2 separate regions of the Mus musculus genome follow, and region 1 is linked to region 2. A link is a loop called in an ENCODE intact Hi-C map of the cell type or tissue named here. Cell type or tissue: left cerebral cortex. All regions are shown on one strand. Links, peaks and the distances in the headings refer to the core of each region. The heading gives the core; the rest is flanking DNA.

Region 1 (10,051 bases), core at 2,052-10,051, 70 kb after region 2:
TGTTTAACATGTGTTATGTGCTATGTTGTTGACAGAGCCAACTAACATATTTATTTCAATGGAGCTATACAGTTATTCCATTTTTTGAAAGGAAAAGAATAACTTAACCAAAAATTGATTTCAAATGTTGTTACCTGAGAAATGTTAATATCCTTTGTAGTATACTAATCTATCACTTGACTTATTGGTGGAGAGGGGGTGAACTTTCTGTTCACTGAACAGACTTTATCGAGATGCTTTCTTCTGGATATGACATGGTCTTTTTATTCTTGAACTCAAAACAGCTGAGGTTACTCTCACAAGTCTTGCATGGAATTGCAGTTATCAGTGATCCATAAAGGATTATGGTGGAGCTCCTGCAGCTACACCTGGAGAGGTAATAATCTCTTCGGTACTGTGGGGAAGCATCACCTGTCAATTAAAAGGTTGATGGCCTATTAGCAACAGGCAGGAATTTGAAGGTTGGAATTCTGGTAGAGAAAGGGGAATTCTGGGAGATAGGACCAGGAAGATTTGTCACCTCTACTGGAAGGAAGTTTATCCATTGTATGGAAATAAGAACAGGTAACAAGTCACGTGGCAGACAAAGAATAGTTTAAAGGGGGTTATGAGCTAGTAGGGGAATAAGCCTAGTTTATGTCTGACACCTTTTTAAATAAATAACTAGCCTCCGAGTCAACACTCAGGCACTGGGGTGATGGGGAAAAGGACAAGGTTATAACCACTCCTTGCTGGATAACTATAAATAGATTCTGGTTCCCTGGAAAGGACAAGTCACTTGCTTCATATAACCACTGGAAAGTTGTCCTCACATATACTCTTGTAAGCAGTGCTAATTAAACTCATTGGATCAGAGAGAGTGGGGGACAGAGAGGGAGGAGGAGGGGGAGATAGGGATGTGTGGAGAGATGAGGTGAGGAAGGAAGAAGAAAGGAAAAGAAGGAAGAACAACAGAGATGAATGTAGGAGGGGAACTGTATAGGAAAGAAAGAAATGGAATGGGATGAGAAGAGAGACCGGGGAATAAATTAAATCAGATCACATTTTATATATAGACGAAAAATGTCAGAATAAAATCCATTGCTATCCATAATCAGTATATAATAATTAAAGATTTTTCAGAAGCCTGACCAGTTGTTAGGAAATTCTCCCCCACATCAGGCAGAATTACAGATGTCCTGGAAAAAAATTTATTCTTTATCCATACAAACTGTAAGGCTCTTTAAAAAAAAAAATGAATTCACTGTATTTACTTAGATAAAGGTACTTATTAAGGAACTTGGTCCATTCTGAATATTTAAAAGACTTTGACTAATAACTTTATCTTTTTTAAATACAGGGGAAAATCAAGATAGTTTAAAGACTCATAGTTTTTAAGTCACTCAAATAATACTCCCACTGGAAATACGCGCATTAGGACTCTCCCTTAGAAAGTCCTAATGTAAAAATGTTTATATTCATACTTATCTGGAACACTGAAAGCATTCTAAGTGATTTTTTTGTTTTATTTTGCTTGTTTGTTTGTTGGGTTTTCAAGACAGTGTCTCTCTCTAGTTCTGACTGCCCTGCATTTCACTCTAAAGTCCAGGCTGGTCATAAACTCAAAGATTTGCATGCTTTTCCCTCCCAGTACTGTGATTACAGGTGTGTGTGCCACCACATTGAGCTCATGTGCTTTGACACTAGCTGCTGCTAATTGCCCAGTGTTAGGTACATACTAGCAGAAGCAGAACAAAAGCTCTAGGGGCTAGATTGCAATGAAGCTCTTTCCACTTCCTTCCTTTAGTCTGTTGAGGCGCTGAAGGACAAAGGTTGCCCCTGATGATTGGTATGATCTATGAACTCATGAGCTCACTTCGTCTTTTCTTTTCCTTTTTTTTTCTTTATTTATTTTTATTAGATATTTCTTTATTTACATTTCAAATGTTATCCCCTTTTCTAATTTCCCCTCCGAAAATCCCCTATCCTTATCCACCTCTCCCCCTCCTTATCCACCTCTCCCTGCTCCCCAACCCACCCATTCCCTCTTCCTGGCCCTGGCATTCTCCTATACTGGGTCATAGAATCTTCACAGGACCAAAGGTCTCTCCTCCCATTGATGACCGACTAGGCAATCCCCTGTTACATAGGCAGCTAGAGCCATGATGCCCCACCATGTTTCTTATTTGATTGGTGGTTTAGTCCCAGGAAACTCTGGGGGTACTGGTTAGTTCATATTGTTGTTCCTTCTATGGCGCTGCAAACCCCTTCAGCTCTTGGATACTTTCTTTAGATCCTTCATTGGGGACCAATTTGCAAAACACATGAAACTCAAGAAGGAAAACCAAATGTAGATACTTCGATCCTTCTTAGAAGGGGAAACAAAATACCCATGGGAGGAGTTACAGAGACAAAGTTCGAAGCAGAGAATGACCATCCAGAGACTGCCCCACCTGGGGTTCCATCCCATAAACAACCACCAAACCCAGACACTATTGTGGATGCCAACAAGAGCTTGCTAACAGGAGCCTGATATAGCTGTCTCCTGAGAGGCTTTGCCAGTGCCTGACAAATACAGAAGTGGATGCTCACAGCCATACATTGGATGGATCACTTCGTTTTTTCATGCTTAATGAATTCAATATTTTAATGCTAACAGAATGATAAAGTAATGGCATTGGTTGTTTCAAAATCCCATAAGGTATTACCAGGACGTGCAAAAGTAGGGAAATTTGAGGTAAAGGAGTTAGAAATGTTGAGGCACACTTCATAACTACTTTTTGTTATTGAGTTCCTTTAATATATGATGGGAGTCTCGATTTGATTAGACTGATAGTTGTCCAACTTAGTCATAATGAGAACTTTTGGGTAAGATGTGTTAAGGGCATGGACTGAATATGAACTGAGCTATATTTTAATAAAGATGATTTAAAAGGAAGTGATAATAGATGCGAAATATATAAAATTCAAAACATACTGCCCAAAAGATTAGTTACATCCTATAACAGTGCTCCTCTAATGACACTATTGATCTTAAAAGACCATTGAGGTCTATCTCATGGTTCATAGTTAATGGCCCACAAGAATCCATCTAGCTGTCACTGTTCACACAGAAAAAGGTCATATCCTGATGGCCTGTGTCCTTTGGAACTCACTCCTGGCACTGCTGACACTTTCATTCCATAACAAAGATTTGGCTGCATCTTAGAAAAATGTCCTGTATTGCAGAGATCATGCCATGTGGTCTGGAAAGACCACACCACCAACTGCTCATTTTTTCCCTAAGAATTACTGAGTGCTAATCTATCATTTTAGCTTGCAAAACAAAATAGAGAGAAAGAGAGATAAACACTAGAAGCTTAGATTTTTATTAGCCTCAGAGGAAAGTAATTAAATTATTAAATACTAATGTGAAGATTTGTATTTGTTTTTTAAACTAATAGCATAAAGATAACTTATATGAGATTTTAAAAAGAAAAGTCTAACTAGGAATAGCAAGGTGTTTAATACTATGCAAATGTAACATTAGTTCATTTAATCTTCAGAAGCACTCTGGGAAAGTGCTACAGAAAGCTGTGCAGAAAATTGTAAGGCATGCTCGTTTAATCACAGAAAGTCTGTCTGCAAAATGCACACCAGGAAAGATGACTGTGATGTACACCATGGTGAAGTGGCAGCTACATGTCAGGATAGATTCATCAACTGTTAGAAATGTGCTCCTTCAGCTAAAGGGATCTGCAACCCTATAGGTGGAACAACATTAAGAACTAACCAGTACCCCGGAGCTCTTGACTCTAGCTGCATATGTATCAAAAGATGGCCTAGTCGGCCATCACTGGAAAGAGAGGCCCATTGGACACGCAAACTTTATATGCCCCAGTACAGGGGAACGCCAGGGCCAAAAAGGGGGAGTGGGTGGGTAGGGGAGTGGGGGTGGGTGGGTATGGGGGACTTTTGGTATAGCATTGGAAATGTAAATGAGCTAAATACCTAATAAAAAATGGAAAAAAAAACAAATAAATATGTATACCAGGAAAAAAAAAAGAAATGTGCTCCTTCAGTGGCGATGCAGGCAGTGGCAAAGGCTACACACTTGGGGTGTACATGGGACATCACAGTTTTTCTGTGAACCTCAAAGTGCTCTCAAAACAGTCAAATCAAAATTCAGAGAAAGTGTCACCTAAGCAGAGGCCCCATGCTTATTTTTCTTAGTTTACAACAGCCTTCATTTATTTATCTTCTTGTGAAACGAGTGCCTCTTTCAGTCACAGATGTAGGATTTTGTTGGAAGATCCTCAAATTTTATATTTAAAATTTATATTAAAAAAATCATTTTCTTTCCTTAGCAACTAGCAATGTTGAAAAGAGCCAGCCGTCCTCTGGCTCAGATCCACATTACCCATTTGAGAACATCAATGTTGGAAGCAATGGCAGTATCTGAGCAGATGTAGTTAGACTGTGTCCACAGACTCACAGTGAAGGGGTCACCTTCTTTCTTTGCCCATGCTGGCCAGCATGAGCTTCTTCCATATAGTAAAAGACTACCACCACCACCACACACACACATGCACATACATGCATACACACACACATGCACATACATGCACACACACACACACATGCACATACATGCACACACACACACATACATACTCACACACGTGCACATATGCATACCAATCTGGCTAAAAGTCTATTTCAAAAAGAGGCATTATTTTTAATTTGTTGTATGTTATAATATGTTTAATGTGTTGTATGTTATAACTGTACTTCCATACACATCTAAAAATGATAACTTTTATAGGTGAATCTTATCTTTCCAGAGTGTTCTTTCTAAAATAGTTCCTCTCTTTTGGATGATGCTCTTCTCTTGAACGTGTTATGAAATATTGTATGTTCAGAACTACATCCATATACAGTGTGGTAAAAAGTTGTCTGCCCATGTCCATTAAGTTTCCTTTAGTAATCAAGTACAAGAGAAGCCTGAAGTAAGCAGCCCTTCTCTCTGGGTATTCAATTTCATTTCTGGGTTCCTTTCATTCTTAGTAAGGTTTCAAGTATTTACTGTAATGTTCTCCACCACAACACATAAGAGAGGAGAAGTAGGCCTTTTATTTTCCTCTTCTCTGTTTTCTTACCATACTTTTGTGATTACATCATAATTCTAGCTATCGTTAGCATACATTTTGAATGTACAAATTGATGCTTTGCTTGCTCTTTCTCTGGAGTTTTTTCATCTATATTAAACATAACTATGTCTAAAACAAGTCTAATAAATCCTTAAAGTATCAAATTGGAACCAATAAAGACAAATCTGGGGAAATTATGTAGGTGTGGTTCTTGTCTAACCTACCGTCATTATGTTAAATCATGATGTCTGAAGCATCTGGTTGAATTTATATATTAAACATAAATTTTCTAAGTGACACTTTTACTAATACAATATGATTTTACTCTTCTGAACTTCCAGTCTTGTTTCATTAGAATGATATAAATAGCTATACTAGAAACTCACAAAAATTTTCATCAGATTTAAGGTTTATGGAACATGTCACCTAAAAGATGTAAAACCTATATAGCTCTCTTTTCTATTCCTTCCTTCCTTCCTTCCTTCCTTCCTTCCTTCCTTCCTTCCCTCCTTCCTTCCTACCTTCCACCCTTCCTCCCTCCCTCCCTCCCTCCCTCCCTCCCTCCCTCCCTCTTTCTTTCTTTCTTTCTTTCTTTCTTTCTTTCTTTCTTTCTTTCTTCTTTCTTGTTTCTTTGTGCTTTTTATATCAAAATAAAAAAGGCTTACAATGACTGGAAATGGAGTGCAGAATTGAAAGGGGCTATATTAAAAATATACACTTAAACAAAAATCACCTTATATTTTGTGCATATGACTGCCTTTTTTGTATTAAATTGTTGAGAGGGCTCAGTATACTCCAGGATTAGAATAATCCTGTGTTAAAAATAATTTCTGTATTTTCTCATTTAGCTAATATTAATTCATCTAATAAATTATGTGTATAATTTTACCCATGATCCTGCAAGTGACCTAAATTCAACTGGCCATGACAATGGGCATGTTGAACAGTCACAAAGAAGATTTGACAAGGAAGTAGCTATTGAGAGTACAGAATGGATGTACCGACAGGAGAGCGGTCACTATTGTGGTCATTACTGGCTTACTATTAGTGTGTTTTTTTTATGGTTCCAACTGACTTCTACAGATGTGTTTTAATGCAGAGTCAGAAGACTACTATCTGAACATGTGCCTTGCACACCATACTACAAAAGCATGAAAGAGAAGAAAAGAATGATCCATGTAGTAGAGAAAAGTACCAGCTTCATTTGCTGAAAATCCTATGAAATCCGTATAAACCTTCTTAGCAAAGGCTGTGTGGCACAGACTGCTGATGGAGCGAACATCGGGGTCCAGACTGGGTGGAGGGTATAAAGGCAGAGGAAGCTTTATATTCTTCATCAAGATGAAGCCTGTGGGAAATGTCAACTATTACAAAATGGGGAAGGTTTTAAAAAACCCTATCTTACCCGTGGTCCTTAAGGATAGGAACTATAATTATCGTAGGCACAATTTTAAAAATGAACTTTGACTCATTTGTCTCCATAGCAAAGTTCATCCTCCTGCATGAAGCAATCACTATGCATTTGTTAGGAGAATATTTCCTATTCAATTCAAACTTTACAATTGAATTAACAACAGCAATTGAAAAATAACCAGCAACTTTTTTCCCTTCCTTTTCTGCTCTTCCTCAATCGGCCTTTCCCTCTCTTGCCTTGGTTATGTAACTAGATCTTGACTAATTCTCTGAGTGAAAAAATAAAAAAGCTCACTCAATCACAGGCTAGCTGTATTATCATTTAAAATAATAAGAGCGCAGTAGTTCGAACAACATAAAGTATTTATTCTTAGTCATTTATCATTTTCACAGTTCTGCAGACAATGAGACCTACTTTTAACAATCTGCTTCTCTGGGCTACCATAGTCCTTTGTGTCCACCCTTAACATAAATACTAAAAGGATCAGACAGGCTGCTCAAATCAGAGGAGATTTAAAGCAATGTAGACGGAACCCTGAAAAGGAAACCACAACCTCCACACCCGCCCACCTGTGTTTCAGCTGCAAAGCTTCCAAGAAGAAAATTAACAGAGAAAAAGAGACTAGAAGTGAAATGGAAAATGAAGAGAGCAGTCTATGGAATTACTCTCTGAATCAGAAATGGAATACCCCCTCAACTCCTGGGTCAAGGTTCTGCTGCAAAGTTAGATTGTTTCCTGGTGCAGCTTTTTTTTTTTTTTTTATGAATCAAACTGAGGGGAAAAAAATCTAAAAAATAAAATCAGGCTAGGAAAAACAATCAAAGACTTACGGATTTTGTCACATGAGGGAAAAAACCTGCTGATATCCAGATTGTTCCATTGGTAGCTTCCACCCCCTCAGAAGAATCAATTGTTTAACGCATGAGCTCTGTCAATTCAGTAGACTTTCTAATCTGCTAGATTGTAAACCTCTTCAAAATGAATTATAATAAAACAATAGCAAGAAAAAAAAAGCATTAACATTTCAGCAGTGCAATTTCTTAGTCCAGATGGGAAACCACTTGAGCTTAAAATGGACTGTAATGAATAAGGGGGAAAATATAAAACCTTGTGTATATTCAATTCATAACCAAGATTTCCTGATGTGTGCTTCCTTTTAATGTTTCCAAATTTTACGTTTGACTATAAGACATTGCAGTTGAACGGTGGAGACTTCCATTAACCTACATACAAATGCACAGGCTAAATCACAGTGTGAAGTTATTTCTGGAATCTTCCATGTGGCTAAATGCTCAGAGAGAACTCCCAGGCTTCCTTAAAAAAAAAAATCAAGCCTCTGTCCTTCAAGGCAGTTGTTGACTTATACCCTGTCTTTCAGGTTCTTCAGGGACAACAATGCTCTCAACAACTTATGCAGTTCATTGCCCAATAATTTCTTTGGCACTTTTAGATTAAACTATACCCCCAAACCTTCCTTAACTGACTGGCAGTCTGGAAGAATCCGTTCTGGGGTTTATAAGTTGTATGCTAATCTTTCTTTTTTAATGTGAATGCTAACTGCTTTTGAAGATAATGAGATAATTTTAGACCTAAAGAAGCTTGTCAGTACAGAAATTTTCCACATACCTTTCATAATTTATTTGAACTTTAACAGCTTTCCATGAATATTCCTGTTCTTTTCTACAGTCTAATCCAGAAATTCTGCATCACATGAAAGTGTCTTGCCCTCCTCCCTCCATGCCTCCTCCCTTTTTTCATCATCCCCTCTCCCTCCTATGTTCATTCTTCTCTTGTTTCCTTCTTTCTATTCCACCTCTGGTGCTTGGTATCCTAAGATGCTCCAAGATTATTCCAAATCTTAGAATCAACCAGTTCTCCAAATAACACATTTTTCTTTATAAGAGACTGATATTGACAAACCATGACTTGGACATTAGGTATACCTTACTGCTTCTGGCTATTGCCAATTCTTCTTATTCTTCTTTGTGGATAGAGCTAAGGCCCCACTTGTTACTAACTTCAGTCTACTCAAACAATTCCACAACTCCAACCCAGAACCATGGGGCTCCTTTAAGCATTTACTATTCCCTACTCCTTGAAATGTGTGACCTGCACACCTTTCTCATCTACAACATGTCCATCTTCTTGATATGAAGGTTTACATATGTTTGTCCAACAGAAAAACACACACTTCTGAAAAGTGTTTAGAGCTACATCTCCACTTGGAGAGTTCTACTCCAAACAGTTGTGAACACCACAGACATAAATGTATAGTTTCATCAGCACAGGTTTGGTTTATGATTCTCTATAGTGTTAAGAGTTGTCACATATCATATGAATACAACCTCACCTTTAGTAGCCTTCCATATCTGTCTTCTTTCATCTAGCAGTAAACATTTAGAGTTCATTCTGTTCCCATATGCCCCAGTAAGCAACCTGTTTCTTTCCCTTGTTGAATACTGCTCCATTTTACAAATGAACCACACAGTTCCCCCTCATTAACAATTTCATGACACTTGCATTGCTTCTTATATATAATTAAAACACTGTAAGTAGAACCTGTATGTGTATACACATAAAAGTTTTTGCATGAGTAAAACTTTCATTTCCCAGGACTATACGCCCAGAGGAACAATGCTTAGAATATTTTATAAGAACATTTAATTTAATGTTTTAAGAAACTAACAGATAATTTTTTGCAGCATCTGTATCATTTTTATATTCCACCAGTAAGATAACATATGACCTTACGACTGCTCTTTGTTCTTGCCAGCATTTATTATTATGATCAAGTCCACTGCCAGTATACCGTTCGATTAGAGTCATTTTTTACTGTTCTTCAGTTGTCTATAACAATTTTGTCTTGTATCTTCTTTTAGTCCTGACATTGTTCATTCTGTCTCCTCTGATTTGGGGGGGCCTTTTTTGTTTGTTCGATTGTTTTGCTACTAATTCTATTAGTTACTAAAAGTAGGACGGACATCTCCGACTACTTTTGTTTGCAATACCCCATCTGAGTTTTGTGACTTCTCAGTCTGTGCATTTTGAGGTCATGTGGTTCACCCATCAGTGTACATTGGCTATCGTGACATATTGTTGGGGAACTGGTACTTTCATTATGTGATATTCTCCTTTGTAATGATGTCTCTTCTCCCAAGTACTTCATTCCTCCACATTAGACAGGATCAAGGGCTTTCTTTTGGTCAAACAGAGCTTTTTCTCAGAACTTTCTATGAGACATTTAAAACTTTGCTGTTTTATCTTTGTCTTGTGGACAAAAGACAGCTGAACCCTGAAGTCTATTTATTTTGTGTAAGTATACTCCGGAGTTTGTTTCGTGTGGTTCTTTCCTTCCCACATTTTTAATTTGTTATTTATTTTGTGTTGTGTCTGTTGAATGTTACCCACAGTACTATGCTTTTTCATATTAATTGTTATTTAAATATCTTTTAAATATTTTAGTGGCTTTCCTAGGGCATAAAGTACATGTCTTCAAGTTATCAAATTTTTATTATTTTGCTATTTTACA
Region 2 (10,053 bases), core at 2,054-10,053:
AGCTATTATTACAAACATACCTTATATGTGACAGTTTTTCAACAGCAGAGGCTTGTTCCTCAGGGTTCTTAAGAGTGGGCTGTCCAAGAGGGGTTACCAGCAACTTGGATGTCTCCTGAGAGTTCCTTTCCCATAAAGCAACTTCTCATACAATCTCATCATGTCCTCAGAGAGTACAGAGGAAGAACACAAGTCCTTTGAGCCTTTTACAAATGCGCTAATTCCATGCATGAAGGCTAATCACCTGATCTCCTTCCCATATAAAGAGGCACCACCTCTTTATATTTTTACCTGTGAACTTTGATTAACACATGGACGTTTGGGGCAATTTGAAAATTCAGACTGTGTCGAGGCTGCGTTGTCATAGCATACTTTTCCTAAACAGACCAGAATCATTTTTGAAATGCAATGCAATTGCCTAGATCCTATTTGTTGATTTTAGGAATTCGATCGAGAGTCTTTTCATTGATTACAGAGAAACAATCTAAATATGTGGACCTCAAATCTCCAAAGGTCACATGGGACTCTATTCTAGGCCAGTTGAGATATAAACTGTGTCTTTTTAGCCAATCTTCTCTTATTAGCTTTGAACAAGTTACTCAGTCCTCAAGAATGTTTTCTACATCTGTGAAATCCATAGTGTGACAGACAGGAACCTGAGTGGACCAGAGCTTGTAGCTCCATTCAGCTTTGCAACTAATGACTTTACATTCTTAAGCAGAGGAGTCTTACCAGGTAGAAAGTGTTTGACAAGTAGGTAAATGTGTTGATTTTGAATCCACAAACAGTGTTCAATTTTAGACTATGAGTCTAAGAAAGACTCTCTCTATTCAGCCTTGGACTTGGCCTATTTTTAAAAATGATACATTCTTTCACTTTGTAGCAATTTTCACTCTTACTAATAGCCAAAACAGGTAGGTCTGCTCTTTTTTTTTTTATAAGAAAATGTCAGTTCCTTGATAGATTAAGCTCTTGGGCTTTCAAATTCCTTGTTTATCCACTCAGGAAACGGGAGGGCTGCCTCACAAAACAGCACACCCGTGAGATTAGCACTTCATTACTGCTGAGGCAGTAGCTGGACTCCAGGCTTGAGTAGAGTTAATTCATTCAAAATAAATCCAGAGTTCCTTGCTTACGTTTGGACTGAAAGGATGAAATTTTGCACACCGACCACTATACATTTAATTTAGTCTAAAAGACTGTGAGACTTTACACCACTTCTCTTTTAACATCAATGTGATAAATTACTTGGAATTTAATACAGACTCTTCCTGTTTAAATGATCTGGCCATATACACTTATACGTCCTACTTTACTTATTGGAAAATTGTTGTCCAAGTTTTATAAAAACTGCTAGGCTATGATAGTACAAATTATAATACATTTCTTGGCTTTATCTATTTCTGTTTATTTTTCCAGAGTGAAAGTCATTGCAATGAAATACGGGTCAGACCTGATGCCTCCAGTACTCATACTCAGAAGGCTGAGACAGATTGATTATACGTGTGAGGCTGGCAGTAGGTTACAGGGAAGGGTCCTGTCCCAAACCCTCCCGACAAAATGACTTGCAAGATTTCCCTATCTGTCAACATGGCATTCATCCAACTTCATACTGCAGTTGGTCTGCAGGAACAGAACAGGGCAGCAGCAATGATGGCATGTCACTGCTCTGGAGGAAGTTGACTACTTGACTTGAAGAGAGGCCTGTAGGTCACAAGTCTGAGGCACTGAGACCTCCTGTCAACAGCCACTTGAATGAGCTTGGGAGCAAATCCTTTAGTAGTAGTCAAATCTTCGAAGCCTGCAGCTCAGAAGAATGTCCTGATTGCTATATCAGGGAAACCACCCCGCCTAGTATCCATCACCCACAGAAACTACAGGATCACAAAATGCTAGTGGTTTCTATGTACAACATCTTAGAAAAGGAGTCATATAGAGGTAGGTAACTCACACAGCAATGATGTAAGAAACTTAAGATATCATTCATGTTATTGCTGTCCTTTATTAAAACCCATCAAAACAGAAGAAAACCGGAATAGAACACAATATAACGTTAAATTCATATTATTTTAGTTGCAGCTTAATATAGTTTTCGAGTTTTTGTTTATGAAATCATCTGGTACAATAATTGGTTGTTTAATTACTGAAATAAAGAAGAAATAAGAAAATAGAAAATGAAGACATCAGAAACCAAAATCAATGGAGACTCGGTACAAGCAGAAAACGCATAAAATTGGGAACACTCTGGGAAGCAGTTTTAAAGATTTTTATGTTTTATTCTTGTGTTCTGGGATGGATAGTTTTCCTCAGGGAACATTTATTTGAACCAGGATCTAAAAGCTCAGAGCTAAGCTATCCGATTAGAACTTCAGGGTAAAGCAGGAATGAAATTGAGAAGATGGAGTCAGATGGATCTCCCAGCTGAATCTCACCATTGCGGAACAAGAAAGCAGTGACCAAATACCTGTGCATCCTTCCTGATCTATCTCTGTGTGCATCCTTCCTGACCTCAGACAAGCACATCCAGTAGCTTCCCTTTTGGTGTAATGCTAGCTGGTAATTCTTTAGTAGATACTCTTTATCACATAAAGAGAATTCCTTTATTCTTTGATTCTCTAAGAATGCTTTAAAGCAGGCTGTGACGTTTGAAAGCTCTGCTTGGACTTGGGAACATGGGGGAATAATTGTAGCTCTGCCCTCTACTGAGTTTCACTCTGACCTTGGTAGGAATGCCCCACCCTTCAGAGCCAATCCATCAGACAAGGTAACCACCTTTCACTCCTCTATGCTTTAAGTAGACTTGTACTCACACATTAAAACATGAATGTTGAGCAGAAACACCAGTCCAAATATAGCAGTATATATGGTTTCTATGTATGAATAATAAAAATTCCAAATTATAACGTAAGTGTACATATTAAGTAAAATGAAAATAATTTTCATTTTCTTTTGGGAAGACCAACAGTCTCCATCCACACAATATTTCTCAAAAATCTGAACACTGCCAACATGTAACAGTAGGAGGAGAAAATGTCAAATATTTCATACAAACTGCGCACTTAAGGGTACTCTTAAAATATTCAGTAATACCAAACATACAGTTCCAACAAGCACTACTGTCAGGAGACAGGGGCTAGTGTATGAAAAATGTTCTAAATGTGTGGCTTAAATATGGAAAAATGTTACATGTTTAACACATATACATGCCATATAACATTTATTGTGTCAAGTATTATAGCTGGAACTCTTCTATTAGCAGTAGAAACAAAAATGATCAACTGTGCTAGAGAAAGAAATATGTTCTTATTCACTATAAGAAAAAACAGTAAACTCCTTAGTAAATAAAAGAGACAATTAAAAATATATAGCCAAAAGTATAAGAACAATGTTTCAGATGAGCCTCAAACATTTGATTGATTAAAATATTATGCTATTTTCTGAATTTTTATGATGCTTGATACGTTCGACCCCATTTTGATTTATAATTTTTGTTATGCCTTTACTCATGTTGAGTATTCAGTTTTTGAGTGTTATTTGGCTGTAGTGTTTATTCATTTTCTTAGAACGCCCATAAGCTTGGATGTATCCCAGCAATTAGAAACAGAGGAGAGAAAAATCAAAAGGATAGTCATATTACAGAGCATCCAAAAAATACCAATTGTCCAGCAAGAATCTGACAAATATCTTATGATTATTAAAGACATAGACCATTTTACCAAAATCGATCCTTACTACAACCCCTCTACAAAAGTTACATATGAAGTGAATTTGGCTGTGTAACTGGCAGGGGGAGGGAGGGGATGGACAAAAATAAGTGGCCTGTTGAATATTTATTTCGATATCCACTTTGAACTAGCTCAACTTAATGGCTTTTTCTCTGGTATCTATTGCTTTCAAAGGAAGCATACGTGAAAACTGCGGATGGCTCACTTGGTGAGGCTATAGTCAAGGAGAAGCATCTCTAAAGAAGTCAGGAACCACTTGTCCTGCTTTCTCAATGTATCAGTTTGGAAACCTGAAGAGAAAAATGGTAATAAAATACAAAGAAGAAACAGGAGTAAATAAGGTTAGTGAAAAAAGATAGATAAGCCTTTCCATACTAAATATACTGAGTCCTTAGCACAGTTGTCTGCTGTCACATAGCACGGGCTGACTTAGGTTGCTGCTCAAATGCCTAAAAACCCTTGGTTTTTTACTTTGTCTTTGTTTTGTTTCATTTGTTTGTTTCTTAGACTTCGATAATGTACTCTGTTATACTTCACAGATGACCTCTGGGGGATGGGTAGTATTTCCAACACATCCCTGTAAAAGGATATTGCCTCTGAACAACAAAATCACATGGACACCAACAGCAAGCCCATCACCACTGCCAAGCCCTTCAGACATAACTGAGGGGACCAAGGACACCTAGCTATCAGAGGTGTTTTAGTGAAACGAATGAGGGTGGCCTCCTGCATTCTGCCATCTTTATATATGAGTGTCCTCACTGTCTCTGAAATTGTTTTTAATAGGTATTTCACTCATATACGTGGGTGCTAAGCATGGAGCAGTGGAGTCAGACAGGCAGCCTTGTTCCTGACTCCCTACAGTCCTGCTTTTGAACTTGCGCTAATCACTTGGCTTTCTTAAGTCTGAACCTTCCTATAGTTGCCTCTTTCTAAGAACTATTGAGAGGAATGGAGAGCTAGTCAAACAGCGGCTACTAGATTTTAATTAATATGAAGGCAAGGAAGAAACAGGTTCTAAGAACACAGAATTTGCTCCAAAGTAAGCAGGTCGGATTCCAAGTAAACAGTACTCCAAAGTAGCTTTCAGACCATTACCAGAGAAGATATGAAATACGGAGTGAATTTTTAGTTTCTCCAATTTCATCTTCCGTGGCCTTCAGAATGGGTTAGAAGAGAAAGGGCATGGCACAGACACAGGGCTGCCGACACCTAACATCTTACTCTGCGTTCAGGCTCAAGAACCAAACAGAGATCTAAAAGTTAACAGATTCCATTCTGGCTGTACCCCCTACCCCCCAGAATATGACAATTTCAACCTGCTGCAGTAAATATCAGTTTGTTTTTATCACTGCCTAGCTTAGTGTGTTACTCATTATTCATCCAGAATATAAGGCCACTCTTCTAGGAAAATGCGTCTGTTTTGGGTTTAGGCCTGGGAGCTTAGATTCAGTTCCAGTAAGCTTATTTCTTTTGTTCCAAGAAGAGAAACTGTTTACAAATAATCCGTGTATAATTAGTTACCTGGTCTTAAACTTGTTTTATTTTTATTTCCTCTCTCCCTTGTGAAGCCATCTGGGAAAAGCTGATTATCCCTAAGTCATTATAAGCTAATATGTAGTCGAGGTAGGTTGAGTTTTGAATCTCTCTGTTAATGCTGGTTAAATACTTAAAACTAATTAGACCATTTTAATAGACGTCATTTATTATACAATGCTTCTTAAGAGTCTTAAACTTGAGGCTGATAGACTCAACTGCTTTTATGTTGATTAACCTTAGTCTATGTTCAAAGCACTATGTAAGTGTGTAAGGAAAAGCCATGTCCAAAGAAAGGAAAAAAATCACATCAAGTTATGAAACTCCCACCAATAACAGGAAAGAAACTCTAAAGCTCAGACTTTAAACTGCTCAGTACTGCAATGGCCTCTGCACGTTTCTAAACACGTATACATCAATCCATGAATTCCTGTGTTGCAGATTCGCCAAATGTAATAAAAACCAAAAAGCTATCTTTGCAAAGTTTTCATATCTATTCTAACTTATAAACTGAAGAATATGCAACCCCTTCACCGTCTTCAGTGAGTGAGCTACACTACAGTTCAGCTCCCTAAAGCTTGTAAGGACTCATCTGGCACCAGAGAAATAGCTAAATCAGAAAGGAACTTTGAGTTCTCTTTTATGATCCTTCGAGATAAAATAAGAAATGAACCTGTCCTTAAAATGGAATTGTGTTATGGGTATGAGTGCAGTGTGTTTTTCTCTCCTGTAAAGCAAACCCGTGCTCGTTTAATTTTTTTTTCTTTATTTTCCACACCACAGTGTTTAGGTTCATTATACGAAATGCAGATAAGGATCTCAAGTTGCTCCTGGGAACGCTGGCAAAACGAAGAGACCCAAATAGAAACTTAATGGATCACCCTTTCTTCCTGAATCTAGCAAGCACTCAAAACAGATATTAACACAGAGTTAATTTTTAAGATGTTAAAAAAAATAGCTAGAATTCATCGAACATGTCGGGAATAAGACTTCTACCTCATCCAATTTGGGTTCTTTCCTTGAATTTGCATAGAATTCTTGTGAAGAGATGTCGTGAAAACTTATTAATGCGTCTAATTAAAGTAATGACAGAGAACCTCCGCAAGCACCTGATGAAAGAAAACAAAGATTAAATTTAAGTTAATCAGCTTTGAAATGTAAACAAGCACGCTCAATCATTAAACGATTCCATTTATTTTTAACAGGATTGTAGAAGTATGTCTAATAAACATCCTATCGTGTTTGCTTCCTTTTTCCCAAATGTTTATTAGCACCATTAATCCATTAGTTAAAATGCAAAGGGACATTTCATGGCTGGTATAAACCCACTCAGATGTTTTGATGAATGTGGTAGCGAGCAGCTATTCACACAATAAACTCTAAACTGGCTCAAGGATGCTTCAATAACAGAGCCTTTTAAGCATCTAAACAAAAGGAGAAACAGAGCACTAATAAGGAGAATGCTCTCAAGTCTGCTCTGGCCAGATGCTGGTTGCCTGCTCTGGAGAAGGTGCTGGCAGATTTTTTAACAGAGGAACTAGCATATCTGGGAAACTTGTCAGCAGTGCATCTGAGGATCTGTTTCTAAAACCAGACCATCCTGAGCAGAGGGAAACACTTACATTTTGCAGAGTTGGGGGATGAGAGAAGCAAATTTAAGGCTGGTGAAAGAGGAAATCACTCAGCAGGTGTTGAGCAGTCCTGATGTAATAACATTCCTCCAACAGCTTCACCAGTAGCTGGAAGTGGAAGTCCAGGTTCGTTTTTTGATACAGAATCTAAACATCCGTTTTGACTCCGTGTCCTCTTCCTCAGCTAACCATGCTGTTTTTAACTTTGTGCATGCAAATCAAGCAGTCTACCACCCGATCATCAATCCTTGGAGTTTGGAAAATGAACCTTACTCTGTACCTCAGGCTCATGTCAAGCAATGTGATCCCTCTACTTCTGCATATCAAGTATTGGCGTTAAGGATGTACACCAGCATTCCTGGTTCATTTTCATGGCTGTGCAGTATTTCATTTTATCTATAGATCACATGTACTCACATATACAGCATAATGTTATTCCATTTGTTTCTCATTAAGTATTTCGTTTAATTTTACCTCATAGCTAACATGAAGCAAACACAAAAGGTGTTTTTCCAGTCTATTTTCCACTGTTATCAGAGAATTCCATAGACCTCCACAAATTATACACAGTGCAAGTTTATTTAGCTCCTAATTCTGGAGGCTGGGAAGTTCAAGAACATGGCACCAACTATACACTTTGTCACACATAATAACAATAGACACTCTACAAAACAGCAAAGAAACCTTATCCGTCTCAGTACCAACTAACCTACTCCTGATGATGGTATTGATTCACTGGTAAAGGCAATACTCCCATAACCCAGCCAACTTTTAAATTTCCCACCTACTCATATGGTTACAGTGGCAATTGCATTTCATCTCACATTTTGAGGATCACATGCTAAACAACGCCATGTAGCCATGGATCCCGGCATGCTAATATCTCTCCAAAATAATTATTTTTGATGACTACCCAGAAGAGTTTCTTCTAACCAGTAGTAGGTACAGTTTAGGTGGTGGGCACATTAGTTATCGGGGAGAGATTGCATATGAGCTCATGCTACTCATTTGTTACAATATGGAGAAGGTTCATGCATTGATCCTCCCTTTTGATTTTCATGTGCATGTACTACCTCTGGCTTGTGTGTGTGTGTGTGTGTGTGTGTGTGTGTGTGTGTGTGTGTGTGAGAGAGAGAGAGAGAGAGAGAGAGAGAGAGAGAGAGAGAGAGAGAGAGAGTATGTGGTGTGTGCATGTATGTATGGGTGTGTGTGTGTGTGTGATGTGTATCCATGATATATATGTATGTATATGCTATGTATGGTAAATGTTTATTGGTGTTTATTATATGTATATACCTGTCCATATGTTTATGGTGATTACATTTTCTTGTACATATAAGCACGGGGATCAGTTCAACTTTAAGCATCTTCCTCTATTAATCTCCATGGTATTTTGAGACAGGATCTCTCTCTAAACCTGGAGTTCCCCAATTCAATTAGACTGGCTGGCTACTGAGCCTCCAGGATTTATTTGCCTCCATCATTCTGACATTACAGATATGCACTAACAACTTTTTCATGGATACTAGGAGATCTGAACACCAACCGTCATGCTTGTACAGCAGGCAACTTAGCCATTAAACCATCTTCCAAGGCTGTGTTTTATTCTCTCTCAAACAGCAAGGATAATTTTTTTTGATTTCGAACAAAAAAAGTGCTATCATATTGCTTTTTCTGTTCTAAATACTCCACTGGCTATCTCTGTCTGCAAGCTAAAACCCCCAACACTAGCAACGTCCACAAAGCACTGCACAGCCCGGCCTCTGTCGCTTACCCAGCTCCTTGTGCACCCTGTACTTCTGCTACCCTAGCATCTTGTCAGCTCCAGTGCTCATCAGCCCTTCCCAAGTCTGTCTCTTGAACAGAACACTTCCTTATTTTTAGTAAACCTGTCCAAATATTTTGTCCTTCAGATCTCAGTTTAAATGAAACCATTGATAGAAAAATCTTTCCCAAGTCTCAGACTTGCCTGGATGCATCTGCTCCTTGCTGCACAGTGCTATGAACTTAGTGTGGTAGCTCTCACCTCATTTTCAACCTGATGTTTTTATTGATTTATTTAAAGCTCATCTCTGCTAAAAGACCTTACCCAAGGACCAGCAGTTTCTTGGCCTTGTTTCTGCTCACCTGATCAGGGGCAGCAGAGCACATGATATAGAACGTGGTCCCAGGAAGTACTTTTTGAACAATTGCCTAAATGTAAGTCCCATGGGTCACTGGCTTTCCAGTTCTTTTTAGTTATAGGGACACGTGTGTTAACTGATGAATGTGGAAACATGTCCACCTCATTCAATAGCCTATACAGCTTATAACTGTCCAGTGAAAGATGATTTCAAATTCACTGGTACATTAAATTATCCTTATTGTGGAATAGTACTTGCCAAGGAAAATAAGCTGAAGACAATGCCTGTTATTGTCAAGATGAAACCCAATAAATCCCAAGTGAAAAGAGAAAATTCAGGCACAGGAGTTACATAATAAGATTCTGTGCTTAAAGTATGTCCAGAGAAAGAATACTTATACAACAGAAAACAAACTGATGGCTACACAGAGGTGGAAACAGCTGTCATTTGGCATGAGGAATGTAAAAATGTCTTATAGCTGACAATTGTTCCGTTCAGTTGAGTCAGAGCACAGGTTTTTTTTTGGGGGGGATGTGTGAAATATACATCAATACAGTAACTTAACCATCGTTGTTAGGAGGCCTGAGAGATGGCTCAGAGGCCCAGATTTGGGTCACAGAGTTCACATTAGACTGCTTACAACAGTCTGTAACTCGAGTTCCAGGAGATTTCATATCCTTTCTTGCCTCTGTTGGCAACTGTGTTCACATGGTACACACATATACGCATAGAATAAGTGAAGTTGTCTTGAAAATAATCACTGCTAGAGGCTGTAGCCAGGCACAAAGTTACTTTCTTTATTCAAAATGATTACCATTTGTATTCATTGCTTAATTGTTTCCAGTTTGAATTTTAGAAACAATGGGTTTGTTTTGTTTACAAATATTGTCAGGGGGAGTTATTTTGTGAAAAGGTCCGAAGCTTGTAGCAATCACATTTCTCTGAAAGTATTGCTAATATATCAAATTGGTCACTAAATATTGATTGACTGGCTCACATCCAGTTATATCCAGCTTCTCTAAGATACACTATTAAAAA

Evidence for each region. Hi-C counts contacts between places; a loop is a spot of excess contacts. Peaks named below come from ENCODE experiments on the same cell type or tissue, not always from the same donor. Only the 100,000 strongest peaks of a DNase experiment are listed, where the experiment ranks them.
Region 1: it touches region 2 in a loop (2.4-fold over the local background); 2 of 42 quality-filtered maps call a loop at or near these places.

The regions. Positions count from the first base shown.
Region 1 is chr15:51,199,184-51,209,234 of GRCm38, forward strand. No RefSeq gene overlaps it. Among named protein-coding and RNA genes, the nearest start is that of Gm34446, 120 kb to the left of the region's middle. In left cerebral cortex, for the core only: no CTCF peak of the experiment used is centred there; DNase peaks (open chromatin) are centred at 4,372, 6,340, 7,056, 7,746 and 1 more place; H3K27ac peaks cover 2,440 bases.
Region 2 is chr15:51,129,524-51,139,576 of GRCm38, forward strand. No RefSeq gene overlaps it. Among named protein-coding and RNA genes, the nearest start is that of Gm34446, 53 kb to the left of the region's middle. In left cerebral cortex, for the core only: no CTCF peak of the experiment used is centred there; DNase peaks (open chromatin) are centred at 6,014, 6,827 and 9,087; H3K27ac peaks cover 245 bases.